Linked DNA regions of Homo sapiens: regions 1 and 3 are each linked to region 2. The links are chromatin contacts, found by Hi-C in ENCODE. All regions are on one chromosome and are shown on one strand. The core of a region is the stretch at or near the end of the contact, and the rest is flanking DNA. Distances in the headings are between cores, read along the strand shown. Region 1 overlaps HBS1L (HBS1 like translational GTPase). Region 2 overlaps MAP3K5 (mitogen-activated protein kinase kinase kinase 5). Region 3 has its middle 17 kb from the start of LINC02865.

Evidence for each region. A loop is a pair of places that touch in the nucleus more often than their neighbours do. Pooled maps may share reads with other maps.
Region 1: a loop to region 2 is called in a map with no recorded cell type, with 3 times the contacts of the local background. The contact joins two enhancer-like sites. A Hi-C loop is called at or near these places in 2 of 37 single-sample maps with no recorded cell type and 2 of 50 pooled maps.
Region 3: a loop to region 2 is called in a map with no recorded cell type, with 2.6 times the contacts of the local background. The contact joins two enhancer-like sites. A Hi-C loop is called at or near these places in 3 of 37 single-sample maps with no recorded cell type and 2 of 50 pooled maps.

The regions. Positions count from the first base shown.
Region 1 is chr6:135,012,180-135,016,546 of GRCh38, reverse strand. The region is part of intron 4 of HBS1L (HBS1 like translational GTPase); the gene reads left to right. Among named protein-coding and RNA genes, the nearest start is that of MIR3662, 35 kb to the right of the region's middle. Within about 2 kb of position 2,051, at least 3 of the 41 ENCODE cell types and tissues checked have a DNase peak (open chromatin) inside an H3K27ac peak, as active enhancers do.
Region 2 is chr6:136,762,430-136,766,576 of GRCh38, reverse strand. The region is part of intron 1 of MAP3K5 (mitogen-activated protein kinase kinase kinase 5); the gene reads left to right. LOC124901410 (a long non-coding RNA gene) reads right to left here. Exons shown (of 2, transcript XR_007059786.1): 2 at 2,538-2,736. Among named protein-coding and RNA genes, the nearest start is that of MAP3K5-AS2, 20 kb to the left of the region's middle. RefSeq lists enhancers at 1,798-1,847, 2,518-2,627, 2,908-2,957. Within about 2 kb of position 2,041, at least 7 of the 41 ENCODE cell types and tissues checked have a DNase peak (open chromatin) inside an H3K27ac peak, as active enhancers do.
Region 3 is chr6:137,926,390-137,930,757 of GRCh38, reverse strand. No RefSeq gene overlaps it. Among named protein-coding and RNA genes, the nearest start is that of LINC02865, 17 kb to the left of the region's middle. RefSeq lists enhancers at 2,794-3,033, 3,879-4,368. Within about 2 kb of position 2,882, at least 12 of the 41 ENCODE cell types and tissues checked have a DNase peak (open chromatin) inside an H3K27ac peak, as active enhancers do.

The sequences.
Region 1 (4,367 bases), core at 802-3,301, 1.8 Mb after region 2:
TATGCTTTAGAGCCTGAATATACCTTTCTCACCTCCCCAAATCGGCATTCACAGAATGTTAAGTGGACAGTATCCAGGTGTTTATTATTAAAGGAAGATTAGCCTAGCCTTCAGGTTCCCCATTGGAAGTAAAAATTGTAGTAAACGGAAACTTTCTCTTTGTTAAGCAGAAAATGAACTAACTGCTAGGCTTTAACTATGTATATTAGGACATTCTGAAATGCAAACATTAAACCTAATCAGAATAATTGGTTTTAACATTAACTGTTATTCAGAAGTATCTGAGTAGATGTTAATGATGGTTAACCTCACTTAAACTCACAAAATCGTGATCTGGACAAAGCATTAATATTTTTAGAGGGGCTGGGCATGGTGACTCCGGCCTGTAATCCCAGCACTTTGGGAGGCCAAGGTGGGCGGATCACCTGAGGTTGGGAGTTCGAGACCAGCCTGGCCAACATGGTGAAACCGCATCTCTTCTAAAATACAAAAATTAGCCGGGCATGGTGGCAGGCACTTGTAATTCCTAGGTACTTGGGAGGCTGAGGCAGGAGAATCTCTTGAACCCAGGAAGGCGGAGGTTGCAGTGAGCTGAGATCATGCCACTGCACTCCAGCCTGGGCAACAGAACAAGACTCCGTCTGGAAAAAAAAAAAAAAAAAAAGGCTGGGCTCGTTAGCTCATGCCTATAATCCCAGCACTTTGGGAGGCTGAGGTGGGTGGATTGCTTGAGCTCAGGAGTTCAAGACCAGCCTGGGCAACACAGCGAAACCCCATGTCTACTAAAATACAAAACAATTAGCTGGGCGTGATGGCGTGTGCCTGTAGTCCCAGCTACTGGGGAGGCTGAGGCAGGAGAATTGCTTGAACCCGGGAGGCAGAGGTTGCAGTGAGCCAAGATCACGCTACTGCACTCCAGCCTGGGCAACAGAACGAGACTCTGTCCCCCAAGAAAAATAAATAAATCAGTATGTGTGTGTATATTTACATTTAGAGGCACTTTGTTGGCAGTTTTTGTATACATTCAACTTCAAAATCACCCTGCTTCAGTTACCTTGGGAATACCACTTCCATGAGGTCCTGAGATTTAGAGGACAGAGAGTGGAAAGGGGAGGGTGCCGTGGAAGCAACCTAGAGAACACCAGAGCGAGAACTCCACTAATCAGCCATGTGAACTTTGGAATCTCACTTAAATTTTCATCTGTAAAATGATGGACAAGACCAAATGACCTCTAACATATGGCTCTCCAACTGTATGATATGTGAATCTCAATTCTATGTAAGGATTCTATGAGGAAGGTAAATACTTGTTTTCAGCCTCCCTCTCTATTGAGTATTAAGAGTTCCTTCATTGGCTGCCTTCTCATTCTTCATTTTCGATAAGCAATCTAGGTCTTGAATTGCTTCATGTGTTTTAATGTTGGTAAACATTCCTGTAAACCTGATTATCCAACTGTTTTCTATGGATTTCTATCTGTATGTCTGGGTTGTTTTTTGTTTATTTGATTTTTTGAGACAGGGTCTTGCTCTGCCGCTCAGGGTGGAGTACAGTGGCATGATCTTGGCTCACTGCAACCTCCGCCTCCCGGGCTCAAGCAATCCATCTTCCTCAGCCTCCCGAGTACCTAGGACTACAGGCGTGTACCACTATGCCCAGCTAATTTTTTTGTGGTTTTTTTTTTTTTTTTTTTTTTTGTAGAGACAGTTTCTCCGTGTTGCCCAGGCTGGTCTTGAACTCCTGGGCTCAGGTGATCTGCCCACCTCAGTCTCCCAAGGTGATGGGATTACAGGCATGAGCCACTGTAGCCGGCCTCTATCTGTATGTCTTAAAGGAATCTCTGACCAAATGTGTCTATATTCATGAACAGTGTCTAGGTTAGAGTCATAGCAGTCATTGAGGTTCCTATGTTTTGCCTTCCTAAGATTTAATTAATCTCCATGTTCTATTAATGTATTGACTCTCATGTCTGTTCCTTCTTACTCATTTCCGGTACTATAGTACTTGTTCAGCTGCAGTCACAGTGGTTGTGGTCTCCTAGAAACTTATCTTAATTTCTCTGTCTCTTTTTTTCGTTTCATCTTATCGTACTGTTCATCACATCTGTTAGAATGAAAGCTATCTAAAAACAGTCTGTCACTCACCTTTGTGTCCTCAGTGCCAAGAACATGCTATAATTTAACCTGAAAAACTCTGAAGATCCAAGATCGTATCTAGGCAGTCTTTCATAAAATAAAATTTTTGGTGACAGTTTCTGCTTAGGAGGAGGAAGCAGAGTTCCTTTATGGACTGTTGTAATTTTGTGCTGAATGAAAGGAGTAAGAGAAATAAGATTCTGACCAGCAGACTTCTCTTAGTTTCCTGGAAGGTATTTCCTGTTTGTTCATGGCATCACCATCTACCCTTTCTTTCTTGGCAGAAAATCTGAGGACTGTCCTTTCTCTCATCTCCTCTGTTCATTCAGATATCAAGGATTCATGATTTTACCTTGTACACTTGTCCCTTGTTTCCTTGGGTTTCGGCTCTGGTACCCCCCTCCATCAAGCATCTGCTGATGCTTAAATCCCTGATATAAAATGTCATCGTATTTGCATATAACCTATGCATATCTTCCTGTATACTTCTACATCATCTGTAGATTACTTTTTTAAATTACCATTACATGAAAAGGAATCTAGATTATAAGTAATCTAGATACCAAATACTATGTAAATAGTAGTTAAATACTTATTTGTAAATTTTTTCAAATATTTTCAATTTGTGTTTGGTCTAATCCATGGATGCAGAACCCAAGGATATGAAGGTCTGACTGTAATATCTTTTAAAGTAAAGTCTCTTAAATATTCCTTTCTCTATCTCCATTGCTCTTAGATCACTGTAGAATTTCTTACATGTATTTGTACAACAATCTTCTAACTGCTTTCCTTTCAATCTTGCCTCCACAATCCATTTTCTATTCTGGGGTCAGAGTAAGTTTTAAAAGTATGATATGTTTCTCCAACGCTTAAATTCCTTCAGTGGCTCTTATGTTTCAAGATCAAGTGAAATATTAGACATGGTTCTAAATGAGTTACCTGCTTTTCTAATCTTATGTCTCACCACATTCTTGGGTCTGTTTATTTCAGTACCTAGCTCAGTGTCACACAGTTGGCATTTCTCGCCTTCCCTTCATGAATGAATATGTGATAGGTAGAGAGTAATTTGTGTTTGTAAATGTCCTGGTATCACATGAGAAAAAGAAGTTGGCATTTTGGTGACTGGCAGAGACCCACGGACTGTGTGCTTTCATATGTGCCAGTCATTACATGTACTTTACATGTATTGGCTCATTTAATTCTCAGTTCTCCTAACATCTTTGTTAGGCAGATACTATTATTTTATGGACGAGGAAACTAGGCATAGAGAAAAGTTGAGTGATTCACTTGAGGTCATGCAGTGGCAAGGCCTGGCTTCAAACTCAGGTTGTGTTGCAGCAGAGTCTATGTCTTATCTACTAACCTAACTGGCTGGTGAATTGGAGGCATTTGGTGTGGAAAGCTTGTTGGGATTCTCCTTTGAGGGTATGAAAAGTATGCATGTAACTTTATATGTGCTTTATTCTGTTGGTAATTACCTCAGAGGCTCTCAGTAAATCTTTGTGAAATGAATCTAAGAGTCTTTCTTCATACATTGCTGGAGTTGGCCTCTGTGATTCATGCATTACCAAGAAGCCATGGCTTCCTTCTGTTAATAATCACAAATCTTGGCACAATAAAATTAAAGTATAATTTTCATGAAAGTAGTGGCTTTTGCATGAAACATGGAAATAGATGAGCCATGGCCATGCATGTGAGAAAACAAGAGTGTTTATGTCAGGGATTTTCAGTCTGTTTATGGGAGTTTGCAAGGAAGAGGTGGATCTTGAGGGGTAAATTGCGGTCGTGTTAAAGACTAAATTTACAAGTAGATTTTTTCTGTACAGAGCTACAGAGTATATTTTATTAGCTGAGATGATGAAAACCCTAGTGGACAGAAGTAGAACATGGTTTGAGGAGCTAGAGATAGAAAGCAGAGACACCATATCAGATACTACAGGCACAAGTCATTTTTATTATAAAAATAATATACAGTCATTGTAGCATAGAAGTATATAAAGTTTGAATTGAAAAGTCAACTTCTCTCTTGCCTACTGTCACTCCCTAGAAGTAATCACTTTAAAAAGCATGCACTTTTTAATGCCGGTTGCATAGTGATATGATATAGGACCATTGCTATATTATATTTTAGTTGTTTTTTTCTACTTCATGTGTCATAGTTATCTTTTCATACATGTAGGTCTTCTAATTCTATATCTGTAGCATACTATTCCATTGTTTGGATACATCATAAC
Region 2 (4,147 bases), core at 792-3,291:
GACTTGTTCAGTTTTGTTGAGCCAGATGTCCTTGTACTCAGTACCCTAAAACCCAGTTGTTGGCTGGTATGTCTGGTAATGAAGGGAAGACGTCAGAACTTCAGATAACCTACCCTTCTATTCATGACCCTGAATGAATTCAGATAAAGCAGATATGAATTTGTAGAACTGGCAGGGGCCACAGCCTTGACCTACTTGGCTGTGGGATCAGTGGTGCCCAGCTATTCTGGTTTTTAAATTATGAAGTGTTTCCAGAGGTCATCCTTGTAGGCATTTCTTTACGGAGTTATTGCTTGGCCTTGTTCTGAAAGATAAACTAGAGCTGCAATTCAGAAGTTTATTCCATAGAACAGTTGGTGCAGATTTGTAGGCTTAGTGTTTATACACTCAGTCTCCAACTTCTCCCCAGGGTGGGAAGTGGAAGTTGGCTTGGGTTCTGGCTTTACCTGCAGCTTCCATGGTTTTATGCTGTACCAGATAGATTCTTGCACACCTCATGACCTGTGGTGCAGCTGGGATGGCTCTTTGGGAGTTGGGACAATTTCTTGGAATATGTATAATCCAAGCAAGTCCACAAATTATGTTCCTAGTGCAGGAATGGAAACTGTATATTTTATGACAAAATTTAGACTGTGGATCTGGGAGACCTGTGGTGTTTAATCTTGGCTCTGCCACTTACTATTTCTGTGTTCTTGCTTCTCTAAGCCTTAGTTTTCTCATCTATAAGGTGGAGATAAAAGCAGTTACTGCCGGGCAAAGTGGCTCACACCTGTAATCCCAGCACTTTGGGAGGTGGAGGCGGGCAGATCACCTGAGGTCAGGAGTTCGAGACCAGCCTGGTCAACATGGTGAAACCCTGTCTCTACTAAAAATACAAAAAAAAAAAAAAAAAAAAAATTAGCCAGGCATGGTGGTGGGCACTTGTAATCCCAGCTACTTGGGAGGCTGAGGCAGGAGATTTGCTTGAACCCAAGAGGTGGAGGTTGCAGTGAGCCGAGATGGCGCCACTGTATTCCAGCCTGGGCGACAGAGCGAGACTCTGTCTCAAAAAAATAAAAAAATAAAAAAAGATAAAAATAAACAAATAAAAAATAAATACATAAATAAGTTAAATTAGCTGCTCACGGTGGTGTTTGCCTGTAGTTCCAGTTACTCAGGAGGTGGAGGTGGGAGGATGTCCTGAGTGTAGGAGTTTGAGGTTAAAGTGAGCTGTGTTTGCACACTGCATACCAAGCAGGGTAACAGAGTAAGACCCCAAAGACCTCTAAAGAAAACAGTTTCTGCTTTATAAGTATAGGCTTATTGAGAAAGTTAAATGAGATCATGCACGTAAGGAATTATGCACAGCGCTTGGCAGGTCATAGATTGCTGGAAGAAAAAGGACTTCAGAGTTTGTATAACCCATCATCTTATCTGATGCATGAATCTACCAAGAGGCTTTTAGATGTGCTTTTATTATGTTTCTGTACTGTCTTATACATTTGATTGGGGGAATCTAATGATGACTTCCTAATTTTTGTTAGGATACTGTATAAAAAGTTCTCCATTGCCGCACATTGGTGGCTACATGATAGAAGAGCATGATCCTGAAAACACACATGGTAATACTGATCCCCAAAGCAGATACATGTTCAGAGAGCTGAGAATTGACCCCGCAGAGTCACTTGTCCCAGCTTCTGAGATGCAGTGAGACAAACACATCAATTAGGGCCAGGAAGTGTGCCTTGAGTTTCAGTTCTGCCTCTTACATAATCTCTCTGCCATGAGAAAGCTGATGTCTTAGCATAGTTTTGAGCATTAACTGAGAAAATATATATTAAAGAAGCAGGCCTATAGTGGGTGCTTTGCTAAAATTTATATATTCACAGTGTGGACTTGTGATTTTGAGAGGTCTGCGTTTCATTTTTCTGTTGCGGCATAACCACAAAAAAGTGTAGTGGCTTCAAACAACAACCTGTTATTATCTCTCACAATTTAGTGGGTTGAGTGGGTTCAGCTGTGTGACTCTTCTGTTTCACATAAACTTGGTTGGGTCTGAAGCCATCTGGGGGTTTGACAAAGCTGGAACATCCAATAAGGTTCATTCCCATGACTGGAAGGTGGTGTGGGCTGTTGGGCCTCAGTTCTTTTCCATGTGGCCTCTCCACATGACCCGGTTGGACTTCTCTCATGGTATCTGTGTTCTGAGAGGGAGCATTCTATGAGTGAATGTTCCAAGAAGAAGGACATGGAAGCTATCAGTCTGTTAGGTTTTGATCTCGAAATTCTCAGAACATTATTTTTGTCTGCATCCTATTGGTAAAAGCAGTTACAGCACCAACTCAGTCTCAAGGGAAGGGGGGTAACTGAATGGGAGAAGGGGCATATGCATGCACAGGGGTAAGGACTTGATGGGGGCCATCTTTGGAAACATCTACCATGGTCTGAACATTCTTGCATATGTCATCTGGGTGTGCACATGTACAGGTGGCTGGCTGATCAGCAGGGCAGTAGCTTAGTCCATTTTCTGTTGCTTAAACAGGATTTCTGAAACTGAGTAATTTATGAGAAATGAAATTTATTTTGTACTGTTCTGGAGGTGGAGAAGTCCAAGGTCAAGGGGGCGCATCTGGTGAGAGCTTCCTTGTTGGTGGGTACTCTCTGCAGAGTCTCAAGGTGGTGCAGAGTATCACATGGCAAGGAGGCTAGCTTAGGTCTCATTTCCTCTTTAGTCACCAGTCCCACTCCTGCGATAACCTGTTAATGGATTAATCCATTCATGAGAGCAGAGCCATCATGACCCAGTCACCTCCTAGAGGCCCCACCTCTCAATACGCCCATATTGGAGATTAAATTTCACCATGACACTTGGAGGGGACAACTGTTCAAACCACAGCAGTAGCTCTGTGCCTGTTTTGCATCCATCAGATAGCCAAGTCATAGAGGGAAACTGAGGCCTTGAGAACAGTCATCAGATTTTGAAAAAGTAGCAATTGAAATTCAAAATAGAAGGTACCTGAATAGATTCAGCAAGAATAAGCTTTGCGTGAAAACTTTTTTTTCCCTCTGTAAATTTTCAGTTTCTATAGATAGGGTGGGTAGAAAACACACTGTCAGAATACTGCACCTGAGACTTTTTGCTAACCAGTCAGAAGAGCATATGCTTGTAAACTGACCTGTTTCCCCACATCTTTGGGCATATTGAGATTAAATGGTTGAACAGAGACAAGACAGCTAAAGATCTACCCTGCTGATGTTTGAAGTAGAGAAGGCAATGAACAATCTTGTAAAAATCCTGTTTACTCATCCAAGACTTCATCTTAGATGACTAGTTATGCAGGAAAACAGAGATGGTTACCTTTTAAAAAGATACACCAGGAGTTTGAGACCAGCCTGGGCAACATAGTGATGCCCCGTCTCTACAAAAAAATGAAAAAATTAGCTGGGCATGGTGGCGTGCACCTGTGGTCCCAGCTATTTGAGAGGCTGAGGTGGGAGGACGGCTTGAGCCTGGGAGGTGGAGGTTGCAGTGATCTGTGCCACTGCACTCCAGCCTGGGTGACTGAGTGAGAGCCTGTCTCAAAATAAATGAATAAGTAAATAATATAAAGTAAATAAAAGATACATAATGCTAACATGCATCCGGTATGTATTATTTCATTGCAGCCTTGGAAATAGGCAGCATTTGCCATTTTTATTCTCTAGCTGTGAAGAGGGCAAGGCAATGAAGGGGTGGATTCACAGAGAGTACAAGGGTAGCAATGGTGCTAGAAACCTCCAGGAGACTGGGAGGAGGAAGGGGGAGAGGACTTTCCCCAGGGGCAATGCAGACATTGGCATGTGGTTTGTGGACTGCTTTAATTCACCTGCAACCTGCCTGTCCCTAGAGGAGCTTGCAGCAAGCATTATAGTTTCCAGATAAAGACAGAGGACAGGAAGTGTACTTTCCCTGGTATAATTTCCCTCGGTGCTTTACCCTGTTTAATTCCACTTGGCTTTAGAAACTCAACTAGGAGTTTATTTTTCTTTTTATACTTTTCTTGAACTAAGCTCTCTTCCCCCCTTACCCTCACACACTCACTGTCTTATTTCTGATGCTGCCCATTGCTGAACCAGTTGAGGCACATGAGCCACCCTCTCTCCCTAATCTTTGTCCATGGAACACCTG
Region 3 (4,368 bases), core at 1,633-4,132, 1.2 Mb before region 2:
GGTGCCTGTAATCCCAGCTACTCAGGAGGCTGAGGCAGGAGAATCACTTGAACCCAGGAGGTGGAGGTGGCAGTGAGCCAAGATTGTGCCACTGCACTCCAGCCCGGGCGACAGAGTGAGACTCCATCTCAAAAAAAAAAAAAAAAAAATGCTGGGCATGGTGGCTCACGCCTATAATCACAGCACTTTGGGATCGCTTGAACTGAGGAGATGGAGGTTGCAGTGAGCTGAGATTGCGCCACTGCACTCCAGCCTGGGCAACAAGAGCGAAACTCCATCTCAAAAAAAAAAAAAAAGCAATAGTTTGTTCTTTGTCATCATTGTATAGTATTCCATTGTATAACTATACCAAGATTTATTTGTTCTACTGTTGACAGACATTTGGGTGGGTTTCAGTTTTTGGCAATTGTGTGTAAAACTGTTATAAACATTCTTTAACATACTGCTTTGTGAATATATGCATTTATCCTCCCAGGCAGAGAGAGTGGCACATTTCTACTGTAAAAGGTCAAAGAGTAAATCCTTTAGGATCTACGGGTCATATGGTTTCTGTCTGTCGCAATTATGCCATTGCAGTGCCAAAGTAGCTCTAGAGAAGACATAAACAAATGGATGTAGCTGTGTTTCAATAAAGTGCTATTTACAAAGACCAGATTTGACCTGTACACCATAGTTTGTTGAACCTTGCTCTGCTCTTAGGTATATACCAAGGATTGATAATGCTGTGTGTTGGGTAATGCTGTGTGTTATATACCAAGGAATGGTAATGCTGTGTGTTAGGATGTTCATTATGTTTTACCAGTTTTCTAAAGTGGTTGTGTCAATTTACACTCCCACCAGCAATGAATGAAAATTTCATATATTCACCAACATTTCCCAAATATTTTTAAATTCCTGAAAACATTGTATTTTCTGTCATTTGTAAATCAGTGCCATTATTGCTATAGTAGTAAAATATTATTTTTTTCTTCTCTAAGGAGTCATTATGTCAATGACCTATCATTAATGCCTCTTATTCTTGCAAAGGAATATTGAGGACCCCTACATTGTGCTTTTCTCTCCCTTTAATTTGATGTAGACAAAGAGCACTTTATTGGCAGTTGGGAGACCTAAGCTTAACCATGCTATGACTTTAGTATAGGCACTTCTGTGTCTCATTTTCTTTTTTTTCTTTTTTTCTTTTTGAGATGGAGTCACAGTCTGTCGCCAGGCTGGAGCGCAGTGGTGCAATCTTGGGTCACTGCAACCTCTGCGTCCCAAGTTCAAGCAATTCTCTTGTCTCAGCCTCCCGAGTAGCTGGGACTACAGGCATGTGCCACCATGCCCAGCTAATTTTTGTATTTTTGATAGAGATGGGGTTTCACCATGTTGGCCAGGATGATCTCGATCTCTTGACCTCTTGATCTGCCTGCCTTGGCCTCCCAAAGTGCTGAGATTACAGGTGTGATCATTTTCTTAATCTGTGAAATGGGGCTAATAACATCTGCTCTGGCTATTACTCTGGGTTTTTATAATAACAAATGAAACAAAAGATGGATCAAATTAAATGACAGAAAACTAATTACACTACACCATAACAGTGTGCTAGACATACTGTTATGAAACAGTATGTTTAACATGATCCCAACTGGAGGAGTGGGGTAGGAGAGGGGCAGGGGGTGGTGGTGATGAATATTTAAAGGCATAGAAAAAAATGCTAGAAGAATATTTCCCAAAATATTGAGGTGCAATTTTGGGGAGATGATCTAGAGCAATAATTTTTTTTTCTTAATGTTCTGCAAATTTCCCCAAAATTTCTCACGTAAACGTGAATTACCTATATAATCAGAAAAAAAGTGAATGTTTAGAAGTACACTGTAGATTGAGAGGCTGCACCTTCTCCCCCTCGCTGGGTGGCCTCACTTGCACTCTGTTGCTTGATCCTTGGCTGAACAAATCAACAACACAAACTAACAACAACACAAATACATAGACTATGACAAAGTAAGGAATTATCATGATGGGCATTAATAAGCAGCGGGAGGCCTCTGTCTTTGGTTTTGTAAAATGTGATTTTGAGTATTCTGTCAGCACTTAGGGGCTTTTGAAATATTATATTGTGTCAGGGCTTAGCAGTGGAAATAAGCCAAGAAAAGGTGCCTCAAAATTGCCTGAAAGCAGATGACAGAAGCAGTTTGCTTTGCTGGGGATCCTCAGCCTCTGTCACTTTGGGGCTGCACAGTGGAGGGAGGTGGCAGGAGCATTGCTGTGGGTGGCAGAGGCCTGTCTTAATGCCAGTTTCTGCAGTGAATGCTGCAAACATCAAGAATGCAGAAGTGGCCCAGGCAGGCTCATTGGCACTCTAAACAAAGCCCGACCCAAATTGAATGTGGAAATGAACTTTGAGGAAGAGTGTAAGGATGTGGACAAGTTTGGCTTTCTTTATAAAGTGACCGCTATCTTTCCTATATTTAAAATTTACAGAAAGAAACTGCTACATTTTTCCTTCAGGCCATGGTAAAGGTTAGAAGTATGAAGTATGAAGTATATTTTCCAAAATGCAAACCTTTCTTGTTTTTCAAAGCAAATACAAGCTGTTTTATGAAGAAGTGCTGGCAAAAGTCCAGAAACTAGCACAGAACTGAAATCAAGGTTGAAAAGAAACGATTCAAAGGAAAACATCTATTTAAGTGGGAACCACACCAACACGTGGGATTTGGCTCCCACCGGAGGCAGCCCGCAGACACCAGGTGTCACGTTTAACTGATAGTGCTTGTTGCTGACCCTGTGGGTGGCAGGAAGGAAGAGGAGTGACTGTGGCATTCGGCAGAGGATGAGCTTTGTCCTATCACTGGCACAGAAGCTGAATTCTTAGATGGCTCGACCACGGGGTTGTGTGGTGAAAAGGGGGATTTCCACTTTCAAAAATAGTATGACTTCAGTTAGGCTTGAAATTGCCTTTTTGGGAAGTTTATTATATTTAGAAACCCCCATTCTCCCCACCCCCCAGTGGCTTTTAAAGTCCATCTGCAGCATGGCACAAGTCTTCAAAAGTTTATTGACTTAATTTACCCCGGGGTTTGGAATCAAGATGTTTTCTTAAAATGTCTGAAACAACCATTGCATTGACAAAAATACATTTTAATTAAAATGCTGAAAGTAGTAAAATGGCAAGGGACCTTTTTTCCTCTTCAGAGTTCTCTCTACTTTTCAAATTGCCTATTTTGTGGTTTTCACAAAGGGTATTGATATCCCAACTCTGGGCAGTGTGCTCTGCTTGCTAGCTTCTGGGAGCCACTGCCTGGAGTCAGGCAGCCACAGGAATCTCCATGTCACCTAGGATGTCAATTACACAAACTGCAAAAGTAGAATCAACTAAAAAAATTCAATAATGAGCATTTTTGTTTAAAAAGTAAACATCAATGTATTGCATTTAGAAGAAAAAAAATCCTTGTAAAATGTAGTAGTCCCGTAAGGAAAGATGAGTTTTCAAAGATGAGCTTTTCATGGAGGCTAAGATGACAGCCCGCTTCCAGTTCAGCAGGAGCCCCTTGGTATGTTTGGCCACCCAGCACAGTGCAATGTGAGAAGGCAGGCAGATTATGTATCGTGGATTTAATTTTGGATTTAGGGAGGCACATGGTCTGCCCAATTCAGTTTCCATTTTTTTCTGTCCTCCCTGAAAACAACTTTCTGTGCAACTTCAATGTGCTGTTCCTCTCAATAACTCCAGCCTGTGGCTAATTTGGACCAGGACAAGGAGAAAAGCTCTTTCTTGCTATGAGTTGCTAAAGGATTCATAGAAGCTAATTCTTCGCCTCCATTTGAAAAGTGGAAGGAAGGTAAAGAATTCCTACTGATCTCCTGTTTCCTACCTTGGAGCAGTGATGTCAAACTCTGTAATCAGTGGTAGTAGCTTTGCATCACATTACTTCAAAATATCTCCTTTACCTGATCACCATTAACTTGAAATCGCTGATTTTTTGGGTGCAATCTCTGCCCCAAGTTTCCACAGAATGTTTTATAACAAATCTTTTGGGTTTTTTTCTTCCCAACTTATTAATCATTTGCCAGCATAAGCAGTAACATGACCAGCAGACAGTCTTTTTGGGTAAACCTCTGACTACCTTTCTCTGTTGGTGGAATTTAGGAACCATGTGTAGCAATGCAACAACTGAGCCTGCCAATCTCTAATGAGAGCTTGGGACATTTCAGGCTACTCTTTGGCCTTAAATTCCTCTCCTCTCATGGAAACTTTCCTTTCATCTATCCTATCCTTTTCCAAGGCACATTCCAAGATGTTGACCAACTGATCTATTAATGAGCTTCTGGGAGTAAGTGAAAGGGAATTTAGGTGCTTATAAATGAAGTCTTACAAGCCCAACCCCT